Regions from separate parts of the Mus musculus genome. Here region 1 is linked to region 2. A link is a loop called in an ENCODE intact Hi-C map of the cell type or tissue named here. Cell type or tissue: left cerebral cortex. All regions are shown on one strand. Each heading gives the region's core, and the rest is flanking DNA. Links, peaks and the distances in the headings are about the cores only.

Region 1 (8,333 bases), core at 198-8,197, 110 kb before region 2:
TCTTGACTCCACTTACAGGTGGTGTGGAGATCCTGCCTTACTCAAGTCTTTGAAGCAGAAAAGTGCTGTGGTCAGGTTGGTTTTACTATTTAAATCTTTTCGATATATCCAGAACTGTGTTTCTAAAATGCTTGGCTGGTTTGCCTTAATTCTAGCCTGTCCCCTTTATTCTCAGTTCACTGTTTCCTGGATATCTGTTGGTCTTTGCCGCCAGATATCAGGTTTTTCCTACACTGATTTTTTTCTCAGAAATGGTTATCCTTCCTTCTTAAATTGTCAGAAGCCACCAGCTCCACTGGAGGAATCATCCTTGAATTGGTACCTGCCTGTCAAAAGGCAACGGAGCTTGTGTCTGGGAGCTGCTGGTTTACTAAAGCCAGGAGGTGGTGGTTTACACTGTTCATATAAATCAGTTTCCCCACCCTTTGAGAATAACAATATAAATAGATCTGACAGTCTTCTCCCCTTCTTGTGTATATGCTTAGAAACTAGACCCCATGCATATCTCAAAAAAAAAAAGAAAAAAAAAAGACAAACTTTTCTTAGGCTGTACATGATGGTACATAGCTGTGATCCAAGAGAGAGATTGAGGTATGAGGCATATGAGTGGCAGGCCAGATTGGGCTTTGTAAGGAAATGAGACTATTTCCAAACTAACAAGAAGTTTCCTCAGCTCTCTTTTCTCTTGAGTTATGGGTCTGTCCGAATCTACATTTTCCCTCAAGTACATGTCCAAATGCCACCTTTTCCCTGAAGCCTGTCTTCTCTGGCATGTGAGTGTGTCTATATATATCTTCCAGCCTCCTAAATCCCTAAACAGCAAACAAGAGAATGGCACGTTTGCCTGTGGCCTGGCTTATATTACATTCTGTGTATTATCTAATTGTTATGTGATTGAGTTGCTTCAGTAAACTGATACAAGAGTTGGTTCCTAGTACCATTTTCTCTTCAGCCCTTGAACTCCGTTCAGCTACAGGAAATATGCATAAGCTGCATTCCCTACAACCCAACGTTAGTGATTGATAACAGTAGCCCTGCGGCCGGTCAGTACCCAGAAAGGAAAGACACCGCTATATAGAGAAATAGAAAAGCTTATGATGTCAATATATATTTTTCAACTAGTACTATCATGCAGTTTTTTCTTTATTTCATATCATGGTGTACCTTTTAAATATCTTTCCACAGCATGGTACTGAAATAATCTGAGAAATTGAAAGGAGATAACACACATATACTCTTTGGTTATGAGCAACTGGCAATCTTAGTTAGTTATATACATGTGTATACTTTATATACATTGCATGATTTATATATAGTATATATATATAACATTATAGCACAAAATATAATAATATATAGGATATACCACTAATACCTTAAAGAAATATAAAGAGGAAAGTAGGTGTGCCTGTAGTCCAATACTTGAGAGACGGAGATAGAAGGATTGCTGTTTATTTGAGGCCAGCCTGGGCTACACATTGAATCTGAAACCAACCCAAGTTACAAAATGGGACCTATCTTTACAAAATTAAAAGAAAAAGGAAACTTAAAGAGGAAAAGATTCTTCTTTTGTTTGTTTGGTGTTTTTGAGACTGTGTCTTACTGTGTAATTCCAGCTAGCCTACAACTGTTATATAGCATGTAGCCCAAGTTGACCTCAAACTAAAAAGTCCTCTTGCCTCAGTTTCCTCTCTGTTAGAGTTACAAGCATGCTGCCATGCCTGATAAGACAATTCTTAATGAGGCAGGGTTAATTTTAGAGAAGATTATTTTTAGCTGAATTAAGAATTATAAGTGAAAGGCTTAGAGATGGCTTAGAAGTTAAGAATACTGCTCTTCCAGAGAACCGGGGTTAAATTTCCAGCACCTACATGGCAGCTCACAACTACCTATAACTCTAGTTTCAGGGGATCTAACCTTGTCTTCTGACCAAGTTGAGCAGCAAGCACACACATGGTGCACAGACATACATGTAGGCAAACCCATATACATAAAATAAATAATATTCTTAAAATATTTTTTAATTAGGGGCTGGAAAGATGATTCAGTGGTTAAGAGCACTGACTGTTCTTCCAAAGGTCCTGAGTTCAAATCCCAGCAACCACATGGTGGCTCACAACCATCTGTAATGGGATCCAATGCCTTCTTCTGGTGTGTCTGAAGACAGCAACAATGTACTTACATATAATATAAATAAATCTTTAAGAAAAGTATTTTTTAATTATAAAATATAAATTGATTTTCATCTAGGGAGAATCTCCTGTTACTCAGATGACCCTCCTTAGACTACATGGGTCTTTTACCGTCTCTTGTAAAGGAAATGGATGCTAACATTAGCCACTGAATATCAAGTGCTAAACATATTCTGTTTCACTTCAGTATCTTGTTTAGTCTTCAAGAGTTTTGGGAGTTTCCTTAATAAATGTATACATATGCACACACACAGTCACCATGTAGACCAGGCTGGTCTTGAACTCAGATCTGCCTGACTCTTGATGCTAGGATTATAAAGATGTACACAATTATGCCCAGTTCCTTCATACTTATATTTAACATCTTTTAAACTGTTGAGTCTTAATGAAGTTCATTTAATATTTCTCTTCTTTATTTTTTCTGAAAACATTAAATTGATGAATTGCCCATGGTTGGAATATATTCAACCTTAGTTTATAGATAAGTAAATGTAGCATGCTCTGAAGCCTTCTTCAGTTTTAATCTGCCTACTTATGTATAACACTGTCTTTTAAACTATGCCTCTAGGTACCCTAGAAAAAGAAATAGTTTGATAGAGCTTCCTGAGGACTACAGCTGTCTTCTAAATCAGGCTTCTCACTTTAGGTAAGAAGAAAAGGGGTGTGTGTGTGTGTGTGTGTGTGTGTGTGTGTGTGTGTGTGTGTGTGTGTGTGTGTGTGCACGTGTGCGCGCGTGCGTGCGTGTGTGCGTGCGTGCGAGGAGAGAGAGAGAGACTGTAACGTTCCTGAACTTGCATTTGGCCTACCATACAACCAATGAACTCATTGTGAAAAAGTGGCCAGTGAGGGGTCAGCTGGTAAAGGAGCTGCCAAGCCTGTTGTCTCAGAGAACAGTCTCCTTCAAGCTGTCTCTGAGCCCCACACATACACACAGATTTCTGGGTATGGCTTGCTTAAGAAGTAACTGCCAGGGGCTAGAGAGATGGTTCAGTGCATTAGCTGCTCTTCAGAGGTCCTGAGTTCACTTCCCAGCAACCACATAGTGGCTCACAACCATCTGTAATGGGATCCGATGCCCTCTTCTGGTGTGTCTGAAGACAGCAACAGTGTACTCACATACGTACAATAAAATCTTTTTAAAAAGAGGAGAGACTGCTGTGTATCCATTGTACTCGGTTTCCTCAAACCATGCTACAGTACACACTTCTGTCATTCATCACTGACAGAGTCGCAGAACTACTGCAGGCTGTACTGTTCACTGCCTCTTGCCTGTCCAAACTCTCGCCACTACAGAGGAGTTGTAACACCGATTCCTTTGCACGCCCCTGGCTTTTTGCCTCCTCCTCACTGATGATTCACTCTGTGAGATTAGCTGTGTGGATGTGTCATCATAGCAGAAATCTGGGTCTTCTTTCACTCAATATGTTTTTATGGCTTATCCAAGTTGTAGCTGTATTAAATTTGTTCCTATTTTGGTTAATATTTTTTATTATACATATAGACCACAGTTGTCTATATTTTCTTCCATAGATGGGCATTCATATTTATGAAATTGTTTCTTCCTTTTAGCTATTATGAATAATGTACTATAAACATTCACATACAAGCTGCCAGATGAATGTACAATTTTCATTTCATGTGAATGTATACATAGGTCATTTGCTAGGCCATATGTTTGATTTTCTTTAGTGTCAAACCCACTGTGTCATTTAACAGTCTCACCAGCAATGTATGGGACATTATGTCTTTACATCTTCACCAGCCCCTAAGTGAACTACCCATTTCAGTAAGAAACTTCTCTCACCAAGGTAAAGAGCAGGCAGGTCTGGCATAGGAGGTTCCCAGGCATAGGCCGGCTCAAGCAGGGGGTACTGGGGTCATCACTTGGTATAGGAGGTTGAGCTAGAGGAAAATTCCTGAGCAGTGGGCAGCACAGATGAGCCTGGCTCAGGAGGCTGTGCTGACCAGTCACCTGGAGCAAGATTCTCTGGTAGCATAGGCCTCCTTTAAGTGGAGCTAAGTTAAAAAAAATTTTTGGGGGGGGGAGAGTTATTTATTATTATTAATGTATGTCTATGACTCATGTGTGCAAATTTCTGTGGAGGCCAGCAGAGGGCACCAGATCCTCGGAGCTGTAGTTACAGGCAGGCATGGGGGGGCTAGAGTGATCTCAAGAGTTTCTGGAAGAGCAATACAAATTCCTGTATTTCTCTGCTGAGTAGGGTGAGTGATGGAACAGGCTTTATTACTAAATAGATACATGATGTGCTTCTTGTTTTCCAACACACTGAATGTGTCTTCCCCTGTTGAGGTGTCCACGGTCTGCAGATGATGAGCGAAAGCATCCTGTCCTCTGTCTTTTCTGTGGGGCCATCCTGTGTTCTCAGAACATCTGTTGCCAAGAAATAGTGAATGGGGAAGAGGTTGGAGCGTGCGTTTTTCATGCGCTTCATTGTGGTGCTGGAGTCTGCATTTTCTTAAAGTGAGTATGGAGTCATCTGGAAACACGTATCGAGTGAATATGCCAGTAGAATAAGTAGTTCTTTAAAAAAAAAATAATATTCTGTTTACATTTCCTTCATTGTTAGAGAAATCTTTAATGGCATAGGCTTTATATCAGTGACCCCAGTTCTGTGTAATATTTAGATATGAAAGGAAAGCTTGAAATCCTAAAACTTATGCTTATAAAGTATGTGCAGATTATTAATTTCAGACTGCCTTATTTATGTGTGTGTTTACTTGTATATTTATTTAGGTTTTTTGGGACAGAACTTCTCTGTGTAGTTCTGGTTGTCTTTGAACTTGTTTTGTAACCCAGGCTAGCCTGGAACTTACAGATATCTTCTGCTTCTGCCTCCAGAGTACTGGGATTAAAGGCATGGGCCACCATACCCAGCTATTTATTTTGAGACAGGTTCTCTCTATATAGACCAGGCTGGCCTTGAACTCTCAGAGATCCTGCCCCCCAAGTGCAGGCCTATGTTTGCCTTTCTTTAAGATGTTTTTATTTCCTTCTTTAAACAAACGATTGACTACTTAGAACAATAGTTATTTATAAACGAAGATAGCTTGCATGGGAGAAATCAAATTTAAAGTTGATTTCTGTGTTTTTTCTGTCCATTTTCCTGTGAAATTCAATTTTTGCCTATATAAACCCTTAAGACTTACTGTGAGATATATTATCATTGCTTAAAGATATATTATCAACCTTTGAGGGGCTGGTTAGATGGCTTAGCAGGTAAAAGCACTGACTGCTCTTCCAAAGGTACTGAGTTCAAATCCCAGCAACCACATGGTGGCTCACAACCATCCGTAATGAGATCTGACGCCCTCTTCTGGTGTGTCTGAAGACAGCTCCAGTGTACTTACATATAATAATAAGTCTTTGGGCTGGAGCAAGAGGGACCAGAGCAAGCAGAGGTCCTGAGTTCAATTCCTAGCAATCACATGATGGCTCACAATCATCTGTATAGTTGCAGGGTACTCATATGCATAAAATAAATAAATAAATAAATCTTTTTTTAAAAAAGGCAACCTTTGAGACAAGAGCAAAGAACGGTATAGAAGTCAAACTCAAACACTTGTTTGCTTGAAGCCACAGGAATAAGTCTGTCTATCCCAACTATTTTTTGTAATTTGTTTGCCTTATGATTTCTCATTGTGGTCCTTAACCATTTCTCTGCAATAAGCATCTCAAGTGTCCTCAAAGTACTATTGGAGGTTGGCTTGAACTAGGAAAGCCTTTAACAGTTCTAGACTGGAGGGTGCTCTATCCTTCCTTGAAGCCCCCTTCTGCCTAAGTAGCAAGTTAGGAAAAGGCAAAAATAGGCCCAGCCACATTTCTCCAGGGTCCTATGGCTCACAGGACAGTCTCCCATTCAGTATATCCAGGTAGAATTACTAATTTCCCATTTCTCTAGATCCACGGATCCTTTTTTTTTTGTTTTTTTTGTTTTTTTTTGGTTTTTTTTTGTTTTTGTTTTTCGAGACAGGGTTTCTCTGTATAGCCCTGGCTGTCCTGGAACTCAATCTGTAGACCAAGCTGGCCTCGAACTCAGAAAGACGTGCACCACCACACTTGGCTCATGGATCCTTTTCTATTGCATCAAGAAAAACAGCAGTGTTTGTTCCTTCTACTCAGACAAAACAGTTTATTGCAGGCAGTGGTGGCGCACGCCTTTTAATCCCAGCACTGGGAGGCAGAGGCAGGTGGATTTTCGAGGCCAGCCTGGTCTACAGAGCGAGTTGCAGGACAGCCAGGGCTACACAGAGAGACCTTTCTTCAAAAACAAACAAAACAAAACACCCCACAGTATAGTGTTTTCATCCACGGCTGTATTGCCTTTTCATTAAATGTTTACTGAGCATGTCTTGTCTTTAACTTTGATTCGATGTCTATCATCTGCATATGTGTATCTAACAGTGTTTGCTAACATTGGATTTACTTTTCAGAATCCGAGAATGCAGGGTGGTCCTGGTGGAAGGAAAAGCCAGAGGCTGTGCCTACCCAGCCCCTTACTTGGATGAATATGGAGAAACAGACCCAGGGCTAAAGTAAGATTTTCTTTAGTGGAAGGTTTAATCAGTTGTCTTATATTTTATTTGCTTTATTGTATGTGTATATTAATAGTTCTTTAAACGTAAACTCTAGAAATAGAGTTACTGATGTTTGTGAGCTGCCATTTGGATGCTGGGAACTGAACCTTGGTCCTCTGACAGTCGTTAGTATCTTAACCACTGAGCCCACTTTCTAGCACCTGGGCCTGGTGAGACAGTGAGACAGGTTCCCTGATGCTAGGAGGCTGAGTAGCTGGTCAGTACCACATGTTATCAACTTTTTATGTAGGTTTGGGGCCTTGAACTCAGGCCCCTCAGGTTTGCATGGCAGGCACTTGACTGACAGAGTTCTCTCCCAAACTTTATTATTCTTTTAAAATATCATCCAGAAGAATAGACTCACTAGATAGGGCTTGGGCTCTAATGGATTATATAGGGATTTGTTTTTATCGAGACAGCATTTGACTTGCCTTTAAGTTTAAGAGGAAGGTACTGAGTGGTCAAAGTAGTTAATGCTGGTCAGGGTGGAGGTCACTTTTAATTCCAGTACACAAGAGGCAAGTGCAGGTGAGTCTCTGAATTTAAGATTCATCAGATCTGAATAGTGGCCAGCCAGGGCCACATGGTGAGAGTTTATCTCAAAAACAAAACCAATAGCAACAACAAAATAGTTAATAACTGAGGATAATCTTGAGTTGTTCTAGAAAAGTACAAAAATGTGGAACTTTTAAGTTAATGATAAACAGTGTGAAAGTTGACAAGTTGCTGAGACATCTGATGTTCCAGGGACTGAGATGCCAGGTATCGCTATGACTGTACTCAACAGACTTCAGACTTTTTGTGTTAGCTGGCACAGTGTTGCAAACTAGGTAACCCTGGAATAGAAATGTACTTACTTAAACATTTGCTAAGCCAGGTATGATGATGCACATCTATACGGAGTTCTTGCTACCTGGGAGGATGAAGCAGGAAGGTCACTGGAGTATCACTGTTCACACCCAGCCTGGACACTGTAACAAGACTGAGAAAAAAACACAAACAAAAACCAAGAAAGTGTTCACCAAGCATGTGCAAGATGAATCATAGGGAAGGTTATAAAACAAAGTATTTCTGAGGAGAAGAATGATTTAAGGTCTTAGTGTTATGCCTCAAACCTAACCTCCTACACAAAATCATAAACTGAAGCTGGGTAAATTGTGAGGACAGAAAGCCATTAGAACCTCATTCAGCTATCCACCAGAAAAGACCAGAGCTGCTTCAAGTTAGAACCTGTTTAAATGAGGTCTCATTATGTTCATTATGTATGAGACCTGATTTCCCAAATAGTCTATTTCTGCTTCCTTAACTAAGTGGTGTGCCAAGTTCTTAGTAATCAGTGAAGAGTTGCCCTGTTTCTGGGCCTCGTCCTGATGCTTGCGCTCATAGCTGCAGGGATGTCTTGGTAGTGTGTACTGATTTAAGACTAGAGATGGCACTGTTAAAGCTTAGATGTCAGCTTTGTTTTTTTTTTTTTTTTCCTGAAGGAGAGGAAACCCACTTCATTTATCTCGGGAGCGGTATCGGAAGCTGCATTTGGTCTGGCAA
Region 2 (8,333 bases), core at 142-8,141:
AGGAGTGAAAACTAAGGAATTAACTACAAAGGAGAACTGTATCGTGCGGAAGAGAAGCTGTATGGAAAAGACAGGGATGAGTCCCCTGAAGTGTGTGATATTGTAGAACAGGTGAGGAAAGCTGGGGACAGATGACTTTATTTCCTGAGGCGTAGAAAGGGGAACTAGGAAGTGGGACTGTTGCAGAGGAGGAGAATGATGGCCGTCAGGGGAGAGTTTGGAACATTGAGGGATCAAACTGTTAAGAAAGTATGGTGAGTAGACGAACCTTCGAGAAAGCTTTCCTTGTATCAGTAAATTATATTTAAACTCATGCCTGAAAAATCTTCCGTTACTCAGTTTATTTCTGACCTTTAATAATGAGTATATTTGGACTATTTCTGACCACTGTCACCTCTTTCCTCTGTGTCTGAGCCACAGGGGCTGCTTTACTGGGCTGCGAGGTCTCCTTGTGAGAGCTGTGGTTCGGGAAGAATGAGTTTTCTAGATTGTTACCTACAGTATTGACAAAGACATCACTGAACATTGACCACTTAGGCAGAGGGAGAGGCAGGGCAGGAAACTAGAACAAGACAATGAAGCACCCCTAGGACCATTTATGCTAGAGCACATTGTTACCTTGGGAGTACTTCAGAGTGGTTGCCTGAGAAGGTTTCCTCTCTTTTGATTGATTGTTTGTTTTGTTTTTACTGTTTTGGGGTTTTTGTTAGTTTGTTTTGTTTTGTTTGGAGACAGATTCTCAGTATATCTCTCTGACTTGATTAGAACTTGCTATTTAGACCAGACTAACCTTGAACTCACAAAGATCCACTTGCCTCTGCCTCCTAAGTACAGAATCTAAAGGTGTGCCTGGCAAGGTTATCTAAAGACTTTTTCCCATGTTTAGGTATTCCAGGTTACTTGTTAGAAGTTTCTTTGTTTGCTAAATCTTGTGTTCAGCCAGAAATATCTTTTTTTCTTTCCTTTTTAAAAAAAAATACTTATTTTTATTTCTTTAATGTATATGAGTACACTGTAGCTGTCTTCAGACACACCAGAAGAGAGCGTTGGGATCCCATTACAGATGGTTGTGAGCCACCATGTGGTTGCTGGGAATTGAACTCAGGACCCCTGGAAGAGCAGTCAGTGCTTTTAACTGCTGAACCATCTCTCTAGCTCAGAAATATTTTTTTAAACACTAGTATTTATGGAACATAAAGTTATCAGAGGCCTTTTGAGTCTAGTAACTGACTGATGACCAACAAGTAAAAGCCTGTCATGGACTAGCAGGCTGAGTGATGTCAACTATGTAAATAGGACCTGGAATTCATTCAAAGGAAATGTATATAGCCATGCATAATAGCACACTTCTGTCATCCCAGGATTTGGGAAGAGCTCTACTCAATCCCAGTATGGGATCAAAGTAAGACTCTTTCTCGAAAGAAAGGAAAACAGGAGTGTTTAGACAAATACCTACCCCTATTTTGTATTTTTCTCATGTAGAACTGTATGAATTCTGTAATTTCAGAATTTCTAGTTTCCCCCGAGGGGAAACTCAAGGGTTTTCACCTCCTTTGTTGCCTGAGGGAGGCCTTACACCTGGTAGGAGCTTAGTGACCTCAGTAGCAAGAAGACAGTGAGTGCACAGTGCTCTTCCACTTGGGCTTTCTTTCGTCTTATTGGTTGTTTGCCAGTTGGTTTGATTTTCATTTCTATGTTTTTGTAGGGTTTTTTTTTAACTGTGTAGGAACCACATCCTTTTATAGTTTTATTTTTAATTTATTTATTTACTATATGTAAGTACACTGTAGCTGTCTTCAGACACCCCAGAAGAGGGCATCAGATCTCATTACAGATGGTTGTGAGCCACCATGTGGTTACTGGGATTTGAACTCACAACCTTTGGAAGAGCAGTTGGAGCTCTTAACTGCTGAGCCATTTCTCCAGCCCACTCCCCTTTTTAATAGTTTTACCACATCCTTAAAAAAAAAAAAGATTTATTATGCATACAGTGTTCTGTCTGCATATATGCAGGCAAGCCAGAAGAGGGTACCAGATCATACATGGTCACAAGCCACTATGTGATTGCTGGGAATTGAACTCGGGACCTCTGGAAGAACAGCCCTTACTCAACCTCTGAGCCATCTCTCCAGCCCTTGTTTTGTTTTATTTTGTTTTGTTTGAGAGAGAGAAAAAGAACATAAAGATGGAGTGAGTTCCAGGAGGTAAAAATGATCAAAATACATTGAATGAAATAAAATAAACAGTGGTACACATTTCATACTAAAAAGTCACCTGACCCCTATTTATTTACTAATAGCACTTAGTACTTCCCTATAATTGTTTTTATTGTTGGCAAAAATGGCAAATTATTTTATTTTATTTTATTGATGAGAGCTTCATGGAAAATAGAACAGATGTTTCAGGCTTTTAAAGTAATTGTTAGCCAAGGTGGTGGTACATACACTCAGAAGGCAGAGACAGGAAGATCTCTGTGGGTTCAAGGCCAGCCTGGTCTACAAAACAAGTTCCAGGACAGCATGGTTTACACAAAGAAACCCTGTCTTGAAAAACAAACAGACAAACAAACAAACAAAAAAGTGTCAAATCAGTGAGTTGTATTAAGATTTGCATTGACAGTCATATTCAAAATTTTAACTTCTCCCACTTTAAAAAAGTTTCCTTTTCAGTATTAACATAAAATTAGTGTTAAAAGAGTTTTAGGTTTTACTTAACTCTTAATTATGTATAGACTTATCACTTAGAGACAAAAATGTAGTATAGTCTTTTTTTTTTTTTTTCGAGACAGGGTTTCTCTGTATAGCCCTGGCACTCCTGGAACTCACTTTGTAGACCAGGCTGGCCTGGAGCTCAGAAATCCGCCTGCCTCTGCCTTCCAAGTGCAGGGATTGAAGGCGTGTGCCACCACGCCCGGCTTTATGGTAACTCTTTATTCTGGTCTTTTGAAGTTTACTGATTTGCTCTCCTAACTTTTCAGAATTGCAAATGCCACCCCCATCCCAGGAGACTTGCTTCGAGAAAATACAGATGAAGTGTTTCCAGATGAACAGCTTAGTGATGGGGAGAACGGAATCCCTGTTGGTGTATCACCAGATAAATTGCCTGGATCTCTGGGGCACCCACGCCCTCAGGAAAAGGATGTCTGGGAAGAGATGGATATCAACAAGAACAAGATAAAGCTGGGAATTTGCAAAGTGTGTATTTCTTACATATGAAGTAATCTTTTTCTGTGTATTTACTACTCTTCTCTTACTGATACACAGTTGAGACAGGGAGGAAGGAAAGAGAGAGGGCGGGGGGAGGGGAGGAGAGACAGTCTTCTTTCTACCGCCTTAGTCCTGGAGATCAAACCCAGGTCATCCTAGTCACACCAGGGAGGAGCCCTCAAATTGATTGTTCAATAGCAAGTGTTCATCCCTGAAACCATATATACACACATAACATCATATGGACCAAGCAGGTTGGTTTATGTATTAGGAAGATAGATACATATATATGTAGTGACAGTTGAAAAATAGACACCATGAATTGACAGCTGAGGAGGCAAGAGTTCATGGGGAAGGTTGGAGGGACGAAAGGGAAGGGGTAAATGAAACCGTTTATTTTCATTTACGAAAAGAAAAGGAAACTTTACCCACTAAGTAATCCACCAGCTTATGATTCTCACTTCTGAGTGTAAAGTAGAACATAGTATTGCTACTTATTTTATCTTAAAACTTTTTCAAGATTTTTATGTATATAGCTGTTTTACCTGTATGTATGTATGTATTTGTACCACACGTGTGTCTAGTGTCCGTGGAGATCAGAAGGTGGCACTGGGTCCCCTGGCACTGGAGTTGTTGATGGTTGTGAGTCAACATGTGGTGCTCTACAAGTGCAGCAAGTGATTTCTGCTATCTCTGCACCAAGCCATCTCTCCAGCCCCCTTGACAATTGTTTTAAATATTTGAAACTGTGAAATTATCTTTTAGCTAATGTGGTCCAAAGTGCTCAGGTTTAGATACCAGTCATCAGTATTCAGTGTATGTTATGGAAAAGATAGATATTTAAAATGAATCAAGAGTGTGAGTGGGAATTAGTGGTCAAGCACTTGACTAGCATGTGTAAGGCTTTGGGTTCCGTCTCTACCATCACCATAAAGAATGGAAGAAAGGAAGACAGGGGAAATCATACAACAAACAGAAAAGAAATATCTATAGAGTAAAAGTGGATCATTTTTCCAGATGACATGACTCTGATCAGTGTAGCTCTGTTCACAGCCTTGGTGACCTGTCTCTAATGAGGTGAAGAGGCCGGCATGTCAGGGAAAGTGGATGCTAAATAAAATACAATTGTACACATGTACACTTGTAAGTGTGGAAGAGAAACAGATGAGTTTTTAACTCTTGGGCAGATTATCCCCAGACTTTTCTTTGCTCTCATTGTTTATTCTTTTCCTTTTGTGGAATATGAAGATATTGTTGAAAAGGCCATTCATTACAGTAGTAGTTGTTATGTGCTGTGGCATGTATCTTTAATCATGGTAGTTGGGAGGTAGAGAGGCAGGTGGATCTTTGTGAGTTTGGGGCCATGCTGGTTTATAGTGAGTTCTAGGCCAGGCACAGCTACACAGTGAGTGAGACCTTGTCTCGAAAATGATAGCTATTAAAAAAATAAAAAAAAGGGGGTGTGGTTGGGAAGGAGGTTGAAGCTTAGGGTTCAGCCTTAAAATATGGTTGGTAGAAAGTTGGCTAGTCATCCTTTTATGAATATCCTCCCAAGATCATCTGTGATCAGTTCTGAGGAGTTTGTCCTAACTTTGTACAGTTAATAATTATATAACTATAAATTTGAGAGAAGAGGGTGGCATGGAGATAAAAACGAGAACAAAGTATAATAATATATATTTATGAATATTTCACAAACCCAGTTCTTTATCTTAAGGAGGACTGGAGAGGTAGCACAGCTATTAAAACATGCACTGCTGTTGAAAAGGCCCTGAGTTCCATGCACAACACATCCATGTCTGTAAGCTCAGCCTTTAATCCCAGCTCCAGAGCTGATGCTTTTGGATTCCTGAGAGCATCTACACTCAGTGCTCATATGCTGTCTCAGTCAGGGTCTCTATTCCTGGACAAACGTCATGACCAGGAAGCAGTTGGGGAGGAAAGGGTTTATTCGGCTTACACTTCCACATTGCTGTTCATCACCAAGGAAGTCAGGACTGGAACTCAAGCAGGTCAGGAAGCAGGAGCTGATGCAGAGGCCATGGAAAGATGTACTTTACTGGCTTGCTTCCCCTGGCTTGCTCAGCCTGCTCTCTTATAGAACTGACTACCAGCCCAGAAATGGTCCCACCCACAAGGGGCCTTTCCCTCCTTGATCACTAGTTGAGAAAATGCCTTACAGTTGGATCTCATGGAGGCATTTCCTCAACTGAAGCTCCTTTCTCTGTGATAACTCCAGCCTGTGTCAAGTTGACACAAAACTAGCTAGTACATATACTAACATGCACGCACACATGCGCATGTGCGCACGCACATACACACGCACACAGTGCACAGGCATAGGCCCCAGTATGCAGTTAGGAATGAAGGTAGTTTTTTTTTTTAAGTTTTCAGTAATTTATCATTTTATTCACTTTATATGTCAACCACAGCCCTCTTCCTCCTCTCCTCTCCCCATTGTTCCTTCCCCTTCTCAAAGAAGGGGAGCTTCCCTTGGGTAGTACCCTACCTTGGGACATCTAGTCCCAGCAGGACTAAGCACATCCTCTCCCACTGAGGCCCAACCAAGCAGTCCCAGGTAGGGGTAAGGGGATCCAGTGGGAGGGAGCAGAGACTGAGAGAGCCCCTGCTCGGCTTGTTAGGAGACCCACATGAAGACCAAGCTGCACATTTGCTACAAATGTGTAGGAGGTCTAGGTCCAGCTCCTGCACACTCCCTGGTTGATAATCTCCTCTCTGTGAGTCCCCATGGTCCCAGGGTAGTTGGCTCTGTGGGTCTTCTTGTGGCATCCTCGACACCACCAGCTTGCTTCTGTCACCTTCCTCCTCTTCCTCCTCTTCCTCTTCTTCCTCCCTCCTCTTCCTTTTCCCTCTCCTCTTCCTCTTCCTCCTCCTCCTCTTCTTCATCTTCCTCCTCCTCTTTTTCATCTTCCTCCTCCTCCCCTTCCTTCCTTCCTTCCTTCCTTCCTTCCTTCCTTCCTTCCTTCCTTCCTTCCTTCCTTCCTTCCTTCCTCCTCCTCCTCCTCCTCCTCCTCCTCTTCATCTTCTTCCCAGTGCAAAAAGCAAGAGGAATTTATTGTTCCAGTGCACTGGGGTCGTCCCAGGCTTGAAGGAGAGGTGGCCTGTTAGGTGAGTTTTTTTAATGGTTTCCAGGTGTGGAATAGAGCATCAGCAACTAGGCACACTATGATTGCAACTTGCCCACTTCTATCCCTGACTCTCCCACTAGACTTCCTGAGCTCCCTGATGTTTTGCTGTGGGTCTCTATGTCTGCCTCCATCCGCTGCTGATTGGAGCCTCTGAGGAGACAGTTATGCTAGGCTCCTGTCTGCAAGCAGAGCAGAGCATCATTAATAGTATTAGGGGGTAGCTCTCTCACATGGCATGAATCTCAAGTTGGTGCAGTCGTTGGTTGGCTGTTCCCTCAGTCTCTGCTCCATCTTTATCCCAGGTAATTTTTTTTTCAAGTGAAATGTTATCTTTTTTAAAAAAAGAAAATACCCTTAAGGATATATTCTTAGTATGTTTGGGCTGCTATAATAAAAAATATCATGACATAGGTACCTTGCAAACAACAGAACTTTATTACTCACGGTGATCAAGACAGATTTGGGGGTCTCTTTAGGACCCTCTATAAGGATACCAATTTTATAAAAACTCAGCCTCCATGACCTAGTCATTGCCTCCACTCCATTATCTTTGTAATTAGTTCAGTACATGAAATACAGCATGCGAGTTTAGACTTTCAGATTATAGCCTAGACATATATACTCTGTCATTTGTAAAAGCATTAACAGCAAGTGGTCTTGCTAACGAATAATATCTACACATAGTAGTCAGCAATGAGGAGTAAAAAGTAGGGATTCAGTATTGTATGTACATTGCTGGAGATTGACCTCAATGCCTCAGTTATGCTAAGCCTAATACTAATTTGTAGAATATCAACTGGGGCAGTATTTATGGTGCCAGGACAAATTGGATTTTAATAGTTTTGGTTTTCTTTTCTTTTTTTAAAAGATTTATTTATTTATTTATTTATTTATTTATTTATTTATTTATTTATTATATGTGAGTACACTGTAGTTGTCTTGAGACACCCCAGAAGAGAGCATCAGATCTCATTACAGATGGTTATGAGCCACCATGTGGTTGCTGGGATTTGAACTCAGGACCTTCAGAGGAGCAGTCAGTGCTCTTAACCATTGAGCCATCTCTCCAGCCCAGTTTTCTTTTCTTTTAATTTTTATTTTTGTTTTATGTGTGTAGGTGTTTTGCTTGCATGTATGTCTTTGAGCCTGTTGCCCACAGACACCAGAAGTGGGTGTCAGAGCCTCTGGAACTAGAGATACAGATAGATGTGACCCATCATGAGTGCTAGTAACTTCTGAGCCATCTCTCCAGCCTGAGAGATTTGATTGTTTGGATTTGTTGGTTGGTTTGAGACAGACTCTGTGTAGCCTGGAGGAACTTGGCACTTTGTATTACTCTGTGCCCAGCTTTCTGCTCTGTCCTGACAGTTTCCAGCAGCTTCTTGTTCTAACCCAAAGAGTTGGTTTTGTTGTTTGTTTTTGAGGGGTATAATAAGAAAGGGGTATGACAATTTTGGCAGTCTCTCATAACTCTTGTGAGATCTGTATGTCTCAAAAGATATCATCCTTTCTAAGATTTAGTTTTAGTATAATAGAATAGGGTTCTTTAAACATCTAAGTAGATAGGCTGGAGAGATGGTGAGTTCCAGAGGTCCTGAGTTCAATTCCCAGCAACCACATGGTGGCTCACAACCATCTGTAATGGGATCTGATGCCCTTTTCTGGTATGTCTGAAGACAGCAACAGTGTACTTATCATAAAAAAGAATTGACAAACAGAAATTAAATAAAATTAAACTGTTACTGTCTAATATTTTTATTTATTCTTAATTATGAGCATGTGTGTGCAGGTACTCATGGAGGCCAGAGTCTTCAGAGCCCCTGGAGTGGGAGTCACCTGGGGTTGAGTCACCTGATGTGGGGCTGGTACTCAAACTGTATGTAGTCTTCTGCAAGAGCAGTAGATGTTCTTAACTGCTGAGTCATTTCTCCAGGCCCAAAGTCAAAATATCTTAGTTTTCTTGGCCGTGAGGTGTGTC

Evidence for each region. Hi-C counts contacts between places; a loop is a spot of excess contacts. Peaks named below come from ENCODE experiments on the same cell type or tissue, not always from the same donor. Only the 100,000 strongest peaks of a DNase experiment are listed, where the experiment ranks them.
Region 1: it touches region 2 in a loop (2.5-fold over the local background); 2 of 42 quality-filtered maps call a loop at or near these places.

What each region holds. Positions count from the first base shown.
Region 1 is chr2:120,862,731-120,871,063 of GRCm38, reverse strand. It overlaps Ubr1 (ubiquitin protein ligase E3 component n-recognin 1), which reads left to right. Exons shown (of 47, transcript NM_009461.2): 43 at 19-75; 44 at 2,761-2,838; 45 at 4,504-4,674; 46 at 6,645-6,746; 47 at 8,273-8,333. It overlaps AV039307 (expressed sequence AV039307), which reads right to left. Exons shown (of 4, transcript NR_038350.1): 3 at 7,646-7,770; 4 at 4,374-4,734. Among named protein-coding and RNA genes, the nearest start is that of AV039307, 16 kb to the right of the region's middle. In left cerebral cortex, for the core only: CTCF peaks have their summits at 3,341, 4,302 (motif pointing right) and 5,533 (motif pointing left); DNase peaks (open chromatin) are centred at 3,521, 4,295 and 8,149; H3K27ac peaks cover 1,250 bases.
Region 2 is chr2:120,750,691-120,759,023 of GRCm38, reverse strand. It overlaps Ttbk2 (tau tubulin kinase 2), which reads left to right. Exons shown (of 16, transcript NM_001024856.2): 12 at 2,978-3,194. Among named protein-coding and RNA genes, the nearest start is that of Cdan1, 23 kb to the right of the region's middle. In left cerebral cortex, for the core only: no CTCF peak of the experiment used is centred there; no DNase peak of the experiment used is centred there.